Regions from separate parts of the Homo sapiens genome. Here region 1 is linked to region 2. A link is an interaction called in ENCODE POLR2A ChIA-PET data of the cell type or tissue named here. Cell type or tissue: A673. All regions are shown on one strand. Each heading gives the region's core, and the rest is flanking DNA. Links, peaks and the distances in the headings are about the cores only.

Evidence for each region. ChIA-PET counts read pairs that join two places held together with the same protein. Peaks named below come from ENCODE experiments on the same cell type or tissue, not always from the same donor. Only the 100,000 strongest peaks of a DNase experiment are listed, where the experiment ranks them.
Region 1: POLR2A ChIA-PET joins it to region 2 with 5 read pairs; 2 of 35 experiments call an interaction of 5 or more read pairs at or near these places.

What each region holds. Positions count from the first base shown.
Region 1 is chr6:14,389,579-14,392,392 of GRCh38, forward strand. LOC105374943 (a long non-coding RNA gene) reads right to left here. Exons shown (of 5, transcript NR_187830.1): 3 at 2,726-2,804; 4 at 2,243-2,293; 5 at 1,513-1,926. Among named protein-coding and RNA genes, the nearest start is that of LINC01108, 110 kb to the left of the region's middle. In A673, for the core only: no CTCF peak of the experiment used is centred there; no DNase peak of the experiment used is centred there.
Region 2 is chr6:14,448,823-14,451,636 of GRCh38, forward strand. LOC105374942 (a long non-coding RNA gene) reads right to left here. Exons shown (of 6, transcript XR_926510.3): 1 at 2,675-2,814. The region is part of intron 1 of LOC101928331 (a long non-coding RNA gene); the gene reads left to right. Among named protein-coding and RNA genes, the nearest start is that of LINC01108, 160 kb to the left of the region's middle. RefSeq lists an enhancer at 1,135-1,725. In A673, for the core only: no CTCF peak of the experiment used is centred there; a DNase peak (open chromatin) is centred at 1,499.

The DNA.
Region 1 (2,814 bases), core at 14-2,513, 59 kb before region 2:
CCTGTTGCCCAGGCTGGAGTGCAGTGGCACGATCTTGGCTCACTGCAACCTCCGCCTCCCGGGTTCAAGCGATTCTCCTGCCTCAGACTCCCAAATAGTTGGGATTACAGGCGCCTGCCACCACACACAGCTAATTTTTGTATTTTTAGTAGAGATGGTGTTTCACCATGTTGGCAAGCCTGGTCTCGAACTCCCAACTTCAGGTGATCCACCTGCCTTGGCCTCCCAAAGTGCTGGGATTACAGCCATGAGCCACAGCACCCAGCCAAGGCTAGTGTTTTTTAAAGATAGTTTGGCAGGCAGGGGGCGAGGGAATGGGGAGTGCTGATTGGTTGGGTCAGAGATGAAATCACAGAGGGTCAAAGCAGGTTCTTCCTGCTATCTTCTGTTCCTGGATAGGATCGCAGAACAGGTTGACCCAGATTACTGGTCTGGGTGGTGCCAGCTGGTCCATCAGAATGCAGGGTCTGAAAAATATCTTGAACACCAATCTTAGGTTTTACAATAGTGATGTTATTCATAAGAGTGCCTGGGGAGGTTAGGAATCTTGTGGCCTCTGGCTGCATGACTCCTGAGCCATAATTTCTAATCTTGTGGCAAATTTGTTGGTTTTACAAAAATGGTCTGTTCCCCAAGCAAAGAGGGGGTTCATTTCAGGGAAAGGGCTGTTATCATAGTTGTTTCAAAGTTAAGCTATAAATGAAATTCTTCCCAAAGTTAGTTCAGCCTATGCCCCAAAATGAACAAGGGCAGCTTGGAGGTTATGAGCAAGATGGAGTTGGTCAGGTCAGATCTCTTTAACTGACATAATTTTCCTATGTCAGATTTTTCTCACCGTCATAATTTTTGCAAAGGTGGTGTCAATCCCAGCATGTTAACGGGAGAGTAAGGGCGGAAAGCCTTGGAGCCTGATGATCCCAGAGTCTGCTCTCCCTGAAGGTAACATCCAAACACAGTTTTTATTTCAAAGAGAGAACAGGGGAAAAAGATGGTAGAAGGAAGGAGCATGAAGATCTCTTATACCTCAAACTCATCAAGCTTAGTCAATTCCTGCTCATTTCTGAAAGGGTGGAAACATTGAAATGATAGTTTCCTGTTGAAGGTAAGAGGAAAAAAGAGTGAGAGGAAGAGAAAGAAATGATTTAAATTGACATGCTTTGTCACGATTGCTTGCAAAGACCATCACTTTTTGATGATACTGCAGCCTTATCAGGAAAAGTAATTTATAGATACCATTTCAAATGGGAGGGGAGAAATCCTACAAAACCTAACAGCACACAAATGCAGAAGGAAATATTGCTTAGAAAAAAAAAAACCCCAACAAAACAATAAACTTCTCCTGTACTTTATATGTTGAAAATGTTTGACTGTAAATCCTGACTTTGACATTCATTCCAGATCCATTTTACAGGCAGCCCACAGACTCAACAGGGCGAGAGAAAACACTAAATCATAATTACCTCATAAAAGCCAAGCTTGTTTCTCTGAATGCTTGAGAACTGGCATAGCTTCTCAAAATATCATAAATTTATTGTGTTCTCTCCTGTTTTACTTAACAGCCAATGAATGTTACTGTTTAAAAGAATTAAAGCCAGGGCTTCGAAGGGGGTGAGAATGGAGGAAAATATTATAAAAGTCTTTAAACCTTGGCTAGCATGTAGATACTGTGTGTAGATTCAGCCCTCATTATGAAACGGCTCATTAAAAGACTCAGCTGAAGGAAAATCCTGCCATGATCCATACCCGTTGATATGATCTTGTTCTTATTAGCATCCTCAAAAGGAAAACAGTTTTCAACACAATCTTGAGTTGGTTTTAATGTCCTATAGGATGACACCAGAGGTGACGGCAGGAAGGCTTGCTCCTCTCTGGGAAGCTCTTCTGCAGGTGAAGGATCTGGGCCACTGGTACAGCCAATGCCATTATCTGGAGCAGCAGAATGGATCAAAACAAGGCAGACACACAATGCCCCCCACATCCCCACGGGGTCCTGAAGCCCCCAGTCACTCTGCATTCTGACATGGCCCTATGAGTTTGTCATACATTCCAAATGAAGACAAGACAATCCACATTTGTTCCAAGAGTTCACCTGCAACTTGTCATTCTCCTAAAGAGAGTCCCATAAATTGTCACTGTAAATTCTCAGCAAAGACTGAAGCAGGTGGGTTTGGGGATTCCTGGGCAGGGCACAAACATGAGCATGAAATGATATAGAATCAGGTGTGTTCAGGTCCCAACTTACCTCTTGTGTGGCCTTGCGCAAGGCACGCTGTTTGGACCTCAGTTGTTGGCTCTGGAAAATGAAGATGTCAGTGACCATCCATGACCTAAGTGGCAAAGCCATTCTAAAATTACTTAGAATGCTACTTTTGTTTTATATAAATCTCTCTTTACTATTGTATCAGGGTGACAAGGAATAATGCTTGGGCACTAGGATACATATCCCAACAACTGGAAAGGCAGTGTGGCCATTAGGACAGATGACAGCCTGCAACAGATGAAGGCCCAGTATGGCTGGCCCAGTATGAGCTGGCTCAATGTCCATCCTGGCCCCTGATGACTGTGAAGATAGCCCTGAGCAGAGGCCTTGGAAGAGAAAGGAAAGCAAGATGATGCAGACAGCCAGGAGATGGCCAAGAGGAAGGTGAGCGTCTGAAACTGGACTTAAAGAGAGAGCTGAACTGGACTTGAGCAGAAGGAGCATGTGCTTTGGAGCCAGACTCACCTGGCTCAGATCACATCTCGGTGCCGAATATATGGCTTGAGGCAAGTTACTCAATTTCTCTCAGCCTCTATTTTCCCACCTGTAAAATG
Region 2 (2,814 bases), core at 164-2,663:
TCTATCTATCTATCTATCTATCTACCTACCTACCTACCTACCTACCTACCTACCTACCTACCTATCAGACTTCAAGTGCCATGTGTTCGTCTTTTGCAAGGATATCTCCCCAGCAGGCAGCACAGGACCTTATGACTAGCAAGTATTCAAGTAAGAGCTATTGAATGAGAATGTCAATGGACTGCATCCAGCTTCCTAAAGCTCAGGTGACTATATATATATATATATATATATATATATATATATATATATATATGTATATATATGTGTGTGTGTGTGTGTGTGTGTGTGTCTGTGTGTGTGTATTTTTGAGACCGTCTCACTCTGTCATCCAGGCTAAAGTGCAGTGGCATGGTCACCACTTACTGCAGCCTCAATCTCCTGGGCTCAAGTGATCCTCCCACCTCAGCCTCCTGAGTACCTGGGACTACAGGATAATTTTTTTTATTTTTAGTAGAAACAAGGTTTCACTATGTTCTCCAAGCTGGTCTCAAACTCCTGAGCCCAAGTGATCCTCCAGCCTTGGCCTCATCCAAGTGTTGAGATTACAGGAGTGAGCGATTGTGCTGGTCAACAACAACAGTTTATAGCAGGGTGAGGAAGATGCAGTTTAGTTTGCAGAGTGCAGTGAACCTATCTCAAAGCCGTGTTTGTCAAGCCAGCACACTGTCTTTCCCTAGGTCATGTGGCTGTTTGCACAAGGCTGATAGCTGAAAAGTGGGAGATGTTAAAGCACCCCCAGCCACCCCTTGGCTGCCACAAAAGCCTGGTGGTTGTGTGATCCTATGTTAAGATAAAGTGAGTCGGAGGATGTCAGCCTGCTTTCTTCTGTTCTCAGTCTGTAACCAGAGATCCTAATCTTGATGCAAAGTTGAGGTTCACTTCTGGACATGCTTTATTCTAAAGGGCATGGGGGGAGGAGAAAGGGAGGAGCACATTTTGAGGAGGAGGGAGGCCTCTAAGAGAAATTCCTTCCTACTGGGCGAGGGCAGCAGCACATTACCCATATACAACCTCCTGGAAGCCTTCTGTTTGTCCGTCTGTCTAGGGCCCATCTTGTGTGCACTGAAGGGAGGGACATAGAGCAGGCAGCTGGGGTTTATGATGATATTTCCATATCAGCCTGTTTGGCACCAACGCACTACACAAAACATTCGACACGTGATATTCTTTTCCCTGGTATTGCTAACTTGCAATCTCTGTGGCTCAGGGGCCTCCTGCCTTTGAATAAGACTTGGGAGAGAACCAGACGGCGATCCGAGCCTCTAGCTTTCCATTGACAAGGAGGCAGCTCCAAACTGGGATTACTGATTTCCATTTCAAAACTGCGTTCAATTTAGTTGATTTAAACGACTTGACTTTCCTCTGTGAAATGACTGTGGCACGTGAGCTCAGCCAGTTGCTCTTTGAAAGGCATCAACACGCTCCCTGCAGGGACCGATGGAGCTCCGCCACCCATTGTTTATCTAAAAACAGCGTTTTATTATTGTCGCTCAATTAGGCCAGACAGCGGACACAAATGACTTTCAACAGCTACATCCTGATGCTGTGCATCACACATAAAATGCCAAAGACTGCTCTAATAGCTAGCTAATAAAATCAAAATGTGCCTTTGTTGACTCGAGATTACTCACATCGTCACTCTTTCTACCGAAGTCTCTTCTTAATCTAATTACATACAATGTTTCCACTTTAGTAAAAGAACATTAACCTCAGTAATCAACAATTCTGTCCTCAATTTATTTATGAGCAAGCAACCAAGGTTTTTCTGAACGTAAACTTTGGAGGAGAGTTTATTTTCTATACACAAACTAGCATATTTTTTTCCCTCTCAAGGTCAACATATTACTGCCTCTAGGGTTTTTCCCTTCAAGCTTTTTTTTCTTTCCTAAAAATTGCACAATCTGTCATTTCACAGACACCCACGAAAAGCCACTCCTAGGTTTCTCCCTGTTGATACTAACTGCTGTGAAAATGCTATTATACGCAAATATTTCAACTGTTTTGCAAACATATGCTTTCATACACACATACTCACTGCAGACGCCATTGCCTGAAATAGGAAAGGCCCTTTGAAAAAGAAACGAAATGCATTGAGCCTCTCAACATTTGCCATTTTTCAATTGCGTCTTGGAAGCATGGATGACTTTAACATTTAGAAATTACATTTGTCAGTGATTGCACTAGAACTTGGTTCTTTGAATGAAAAGATCCCTGACACTTGATTTATACCTCTAATTTAGAGCATGGGAAAAGCTGAGGATCAGAGAAGTGAAGAGATTTAGCTCAGGTGAGTAACCACATGAGGGACTGGAACCCAGGAGTTCCGAGAGCTCCCTGGATGGGCACAAACACAAAATACAAGAATCGGGGTAGTAAAGACTCCTCCTTATGGTGCGGTCATGAGGGCCTGGATTCTGCAGTGAGGGTTTAGTTGTTTAGCCGGATTGAAGCTGCACTTTGTGGCTGGCCGCCACCACCCACCCCATTACCTTCATCTCAACACACACACATGCGCTCTTTGGTAATATAACATTTCTCAAGTTTTCATTTGAGTTTAAGGTTGGACTACATCCAGGCCAAACATAAAGAAAATCTCAAGGCCGGCCCTCCCCTCCTGATGAGCCCTGCCAAGTTCCCTCAGGTTTCAGCATAGATGGGGAACCAATGTTACCTCACGTCTCAAGACTCCAACTCTGGGCAGGCTTGGTCTCGCCTCCTCTCTGCACTCTCCTTGGGGTGAGAAGAAAGGGGGTGATGTTGGCAGTGTGACAGGAATTCCTTGTTTTACCCATAAGCAAAGAAATTAAGTCA